Regions from separate parts of the Homo sapiens genome. Here region 1 is linked to region 2. A link is an interaction called in ENCODE POLR2A ChIA-PET data of the cell type or tissue named here. Cell type or tissue: Caco-2. All regions are shown on one strand. Each heading gives the region's core, and the rest is flanking DNA. Links, peaks and the distances in the headings are about the cores only.

Evidence for each region. Peaks named below come from ENCODE experiments on the same cell type or tissue, not always from the same donor. Only the 100,000 strongest peaks of a DNase experiment are listed, where the experiment ranks them.
Region 1: POLR2A ChIA-PET joins it to region 2 with 26 read pairs; 5 of 35 experiments call an interaction of 5 or more read pairs at or near these places.

The regions. Positions count from the first base shown.
Region 1 is chr20:49,913,291-49,916,193 of GRCh38, reverse strand. It overlaps SPATA2 (spermatogenesis associated 2), which reads left to right and starts at 665. Exons shown (of 3, transcript NM_006038.4): 1 at 665-814. It overlaps LOC105372653 (a long non-coding RNA gene), which reads right to left and starts at 372. Exons shown (of 3, transcript NR_134564.1): 1 at 109-372. RefSeq lists enhancers at 624-683, 1,478-1,647 and a silencer at 714-963. In Caco-2, for the core only: no CTCF peak of the experiment used is centred there; DNase peaks (open chromatin) are centred at 393, 1,076 and 1,737; H3K4me3 peaks cover 1,842 bases.
Region 2 is chr20:49,582,063-49,584,965 of GRCh38, reverse strand. No RefSeq gene overlaps it. Among named protein-coding and RNA genes, the nearest start is that of PTGIS, 15 kb to the right of the region's middle. In Caco-2, for the core only: a CTCF peak has its summit at 779; DNase peaks (open chromatin) are centred at 785 and 1,175.

The DNA.
Region 1 (2,903 bases), core at 258-2,757, 330 kb before region 2:
GGCTTTATTATTTAATATTACAGGTTAGAAAGCTGAGGCTCAGAGAGGTTAGGTAACTTGTCCAAGGTCACACAGCTAGTAAGTGGCAAAACTAAAAATAGAACCCACGCTCTTAACCGCCGCCCACGGCCCGTAACACCCGCAGCCCTAGCAAGGCTGGATTCCAATCACGCGTGATTTCAGCATCTCACTGGCTCTCTTTGAGCCTCGGTACTTCTGTCCGTAAAATGGGGGCGAGGGATCCGACCGTCAGCCCCTGCTTGCTTGTGCGGAGTCATGAGTACAGCTCGTGGATCATGATAAGTGGCAGGTCCGGGAAGTGGAGGCCGAGTTCACGCAGTCAGCACTCATAGCTCCCAGCTCCCTGCTCCTGAGCGGTTTCCATGACAACCCGGCCAGCCACCATCCCTAGGCCGAGCGGCTTGCGTCACGTCCGGCCTGTTTACTTCCGGGTCCCAGTCTCAGACGCAGCGATGGCTCGTTAGGCTCCAAAGTGCGGTTCCGCCGGTTTCGTCCTCGCTCTTCGGCCTTCCGCTTTGTCCTCCGCCTCTGGGTTGTAGTCTCCGTCGGCCGCGGGCATCGACCGCTTCCCGGAGCCAGCGCGCAGCCGTGGTCCACCCTCTCTTCGGGCCCGCCTCATGGTGACATCATTTCCGGGCCGAGTGTTTCCGGGTCGCTGCTGGCCCCCGGGTACTGGTCTCAGTACCCCTGCAGCCGGCCGGAGAGGCTAGAGCCCGACGGGGCCCGGCTCCGGCGGCAGCCGCGCCTCTCGCTTGCTTCCCTCGGCCGGGCCGTCCTCGGCGGCAGTGTCAGGGTGAGTGACGGGCGGCCGCGGGCGGAAACTGCCTTCGGGGCTTCCCCAGGCGGAGGGGGCGCCAGACAGCGGCAGGGCTCGGCTGGCCCGGGAGCGGGGTACCCTCACGGCAGGCAGGACTACAGGTGGGCCCGCTGTTTCGGCGCTCCCGGGACCCCCAGCCTATCCTCAGGACCCCCATTCTCCCGGGAGCTGCCTCGCAGGCTCCTGGGACCCGCCGAGGGTGGCTCAGGGCCGCCCAAGAGGAACACCCCTCTTCGGCGACTGGCCAAACAGAAGGACACCCCGATTTCGCCACGAGGCAGTTACCGCGCAGGGGTTCCCAGTTCAGGCTCTGGCGGCACACCTGGGTTTGTACTCACTGTGTGACCTTGGATAAGTCACTTCATCTTAAGAGCCTCAGTTGCCTATTTAAGTGATTGAACCTGGTTGCTAGGGCTGGAGTGGAGATGGAATGAGATCATGCAGGGCCTCTGGCATACAGCAGGCGTCCAATAAGTGATAGTTCCTGTTACTTCATTCAATTCACGAAGCCGTAGGGGGGGCCAGAATTTGAGACTGGGCTGTTTTTCACAACTGACGTGGCCCCCCGAGGCTGTAGGAATGACCGAGCTGGGACTTAGCAGCCGCCAGCTTCTGTCCCCTGCAGGGAGGGAAACAGCTTCCTTCAGAGCTTCTCCGAGAGAGGCAGCTGCCACTAGGGAAGCTTCTTTCAGCACCGCTGAGGTTATTTTCAGAGGTTTGGAAGGACTCTGTGTGAATTTCTTTGGAATCTAGTAGGAGTGTGGGGACCTTCTGGTGTTTCACAGCCAGTGGAAGGTGCCTTGGATGTTTCTCGGAGCCTCTTGCTTGGAACGAGTGCATTGGTGTGGGTGGGGAGGTGGAGGGGGTTGAACTGACTTCCCCGTCTCCTGTTTGGAGGCTGATGGAGCTAGACCAGGGATGTGTAAACCTGTGGACAGGGGCAGTGCACAGACCAAAATAGGTCTGCCTGTGCAGAGAGGGGGCGCCTTCAAATGCTGCTTGGGGAACATTTCTGCTTGAATGGGCCAGCTGAGGTAAAGCCAAGCTAATGCTTAGCTACTCGGAATCACTTCACTTCCATGCAGTGGGACTCTAAACAGATACAGCTTTCCTCTTAGATGTTCAAAAAATAACTAAAGAAGCCACTGGCTCCCTGACTGTGCAATATCTCTTTTTCCATTGACTTGCTTTTCAAGAAGGTACCTAGATTGTGGGTGCAGGAGGTGCTGACTGGAGCCGTTGACTCTGGGCACCTGCCTGTCTCTGTGTTCAGGATATTCACAGTGCTGTTTTTTTGTTTTTTGGGTTTTTTTTTTTTTTTTTTTCCACCAGACTGGCACGGCTTGGCGTTCCAATCCTTGGGTTGCTTGGAGAAATTAGCAGCTTCTGTCGCTGGGCTGTCTCGGTCTCCTGTAACCACGATGTTTTTGCAGAGAGCGTATTTTGTTGTTCTTGCAGAGTGCTGGGAATGAATTGCTGGCTCTGTGCTCAGAAAAAACACCAGCTATGACCAGCTACAAGGCATCTTGTATTCTCAGAAAATGTTTTCAGCAGGGATGATGTCAGCTGCTTCATCACTGGCCGATGTCTCTGACCAGCCTCTTTCCTTGGCCCTTGAGCTTACATCATATAGAGATTAGCTCTCCTAGCCCCATTCGGTGTGGGAAGATGGGAATTTTGCTACTACAGGAATTTTTGTAACTCAACTCTGCTCGCGCCGCCATAAGGCATTCTAACTTAGCCAAACACTTTCGAGTAGAGCTGTCCAGCAGATGCAGCAGGATGGCTTTGCAAGAGTCGGAGTTTTGGCGTTAGACCTAGGTTCAGAGCTCAGATCCACTTCTTCCTAGCCTTACGACTTAGGGTAAGTGAGTTGGCCTCTCCGAGCCTCAGTTTCCTCTTTAACCTTGGATCTATCCTGTGGATTTCATTGGTTTTCACAGAGCAGTTAGCAGAGGGATGCCACACAGTAATCCCTTGGTAAATGGTACTGATGTAACAATAAATGAGTGAGGTAAATTGGAGAAAGCCCAGGCATCAAGGGCCTCCCAGCAAGAGTTCAGAT
Region 2 (2,903 bases), core at 211-2,710:
TAGACCAACTCCAGAGAGCTTCTTTCGCAATCGAGCATACAAGATCGGCACCACCTGGCACGGTGCAAAGGAGCCACCCCACCCGTCACCATGTCCACACCCTAGCCACAGACCTCTCCCCGGAGTCCCACTGCTGCCTCCTCACTGGCTTCCCTGCCTCCTTGCCTGCCCTCCTCCATTGCTTTCTCCCCACTGCTGCCCAAGGGAATCTCTAAAAACCAGTGTTTTTGAGCACTAGGAGGGCTCTGGATCTATGTAGAGCACTTTACCTACATTATCTTATTGAATCCTTAGAACAAACCTTTGAGGCAAATGCTAAGATTGTTTCATTACGGAGGAGAGAAAACAGGCTCAGAGAGGTGTCGTAAGTGACCTAAAATCACAGAGCAAGTAAGTGGCAGAGCTGGGATTTGAAACCAGGTTTGTCTGAGATTAGACCTTATAAGTGGGATGTTAGCTGCATCTCCTACTCACTAAAACAGTGGGTGTGCTTCAGAATCCCCTCAGAGGGGGCCTGCTACAATGGGGAGCCACATCTAGGGTGGACCCCAGGAACCCACATTTTGACAACCTCCCCCAGCTCCTGTCGTAGGCGATTCTGATGCTGGTGGTCTATAAGCACTTGGAAAAAGCCTCTCAGATCCTGCTGCTCTTCTTCCTAAAACCATCGATGGTTCCCTTTTATTCTCTGAATTGAGTCCAAAGTCCTGGACACGTGGCCTTTTCTCCCATTCACTCTAGTGTTTGAGCTTGCATCTGGTCTTTCACCCCTGAGCATTTGCTCAGGCACGCTCCCTGCCTGTGACACGCTGCCAGCCTTCCTTCTCCCTGGGCCTGGTGGGTTCCCACAGGTGCTGGGCTGGGAGTTAGGACTTGCGGGTTTTAGCTTCATGGGATAGCAGTCTCCCAGCGTAACCCTGGACGACACATCCTTCACTCCCTTTGGGCCTTAGTTTCTCCACTGGAGCCACAGAGATTTGACTGGATGCTGGCTGTGTAAACAGAGACGGCAAAGGCAGGCTCTTGCTGCCAAGCCAGGCATCTGGGCCTCCCCATCTGTTTGCAGGTCAGCAGCCTGTGTTCCTGGCAGGTGCTAAACACTCACTCATGCTGCTGAGAAGATCCAGGGAGGTCTGGCTCCAGCACCGTGACTGCAGTTGCTTGGGCCAAATCAATGTTTCCACATCTTATCTCTAACTGGCTCAGTCACAATATTTAGACACTTGGCCTCAAGTTGAGAAATTTGGTGACTCAGGGAGATAGCAGCTGTGGCCGGCTCCTGACCCCTGAACCCTCTACCCCTGATGGGGACACACCCTCCCAGAAAGAGGAATGGACTTTCCCTACAAGAAGCTCTTCGTGAAGGGAGAAGGAAACTGAGGACCAGAGAGGAGAAACAACTTGCTTGAAGCCACACAGCTACATAGTGGCATGTGTGCATTTAATATTTACTGAGCACCTACTATGTGCAAGTCTCCATGGTGGGTGCTATGAAGACAGGCGCGAGCAAACAGGACAGAGAAGGGATTTGTTCTTGTGCGAATTTCAGTCACAGTCAAATCTTATTATTATTATTTTTTTAGAGACAGAGTCTCTCTCTGCCCCCCAGGCTGGAATGCAGTGGTGCAAACTCAGCTCACTGCAGCCTCAACCTCCAGGGTTCAAGAGATTCTTGTGCCTCAGCCCCCTCAAGTAGCTGGGACTACAGGCACATGCCACCACGCCTGGCTAGGTTTTTTGTTTTTGTTTTTGTTTTTGTAGAGACTGGGTTTTGTCATGTTGCCCAGGCTGGTCTCAAATTCCTGGGCTCAAGCGATCTTCCCGCCTCTGCCTCCCAAAGTGCTAGAATTACAGGTGTGAGCCACCGCGCCCGACCGACCCTTGATATTATTGAAGGTTAACATTTACAAAGCTTTTATCATGTGCTGGTCACCATTCTAAGTACTTATTAAATCTTCATAATTACCCAGTGAGGTGGCTGCTGTCATTTTACAGATAAGGAAACTGAGGCACAGTGAGGTTGACACTCACTTGGAGCCACATGCTAGTACAGTGGGCTGAATGGTGGACCTCTAAGAAATCAGGTTCTCCTAATCCCAGGAGCCTGTGAATGTTACCTTATATGGTAAAGTCTTTGCAAATATGATCAAATTAAGGATTTTGTGATGAGGATATTATCTGGGATTATCTTGCTGGGCTCTAAATGTTATCACATGTATTAAAAGCATGCATGTCATATGCTTCGTAAGAGGAAGACCAAGGGAGGGTGGACAGACACACAGAAAAGAAGACAACGTGAAGACCAAGGCAGAGATGGCAGTGATGTGGCTACAAGCAAAGGAATGCTGGCAGCCACCAGCAGCTGGAAGAGGTATGGAGTGATTTGTCCCCCAGAGCCTCTGTGGGAGCATGGCCCTGCTGACACCTTGACTTCAGCTGAGTGAAACTGATGCTCACCCTCTGGCCTCCAGAACTGTGTGAGAATAAACTTCTGTTGTTTTGAGCCATCGAGTTTGTGGCAATTTGTTATAACAGCCACAGGAAACTAAGCCTAATAGCTAGGGAATGGCCATGCCAGGATTCAAACCCTAGCAGCCTTCCAATTTCTAGCTTTACAGATGTGCCTTAACTCTTTTTTTTTTTTTTTTTTTGTCATCTGTCAATCCTAGTCCTGCAAGAAGGTAGATAAGATTGCTTAAAAAACAAACTCTGATAGGTCAGCTGGCTGTTGCGCTGTTAGTCTTTGCTGGGGGACCAGGCACTTCTTAAGATGGTTTCTCCTCCTGCAGCTGGCTAGCCCAGGTTTGTTCTCATGGTGGCTATCCAGAGTTCCAACAGAGAGGGGAGAAGTGAAGAAGACTCTTGAAGCCTAGGTTGGAAGCAGGCACAGCATCACTTCCCTT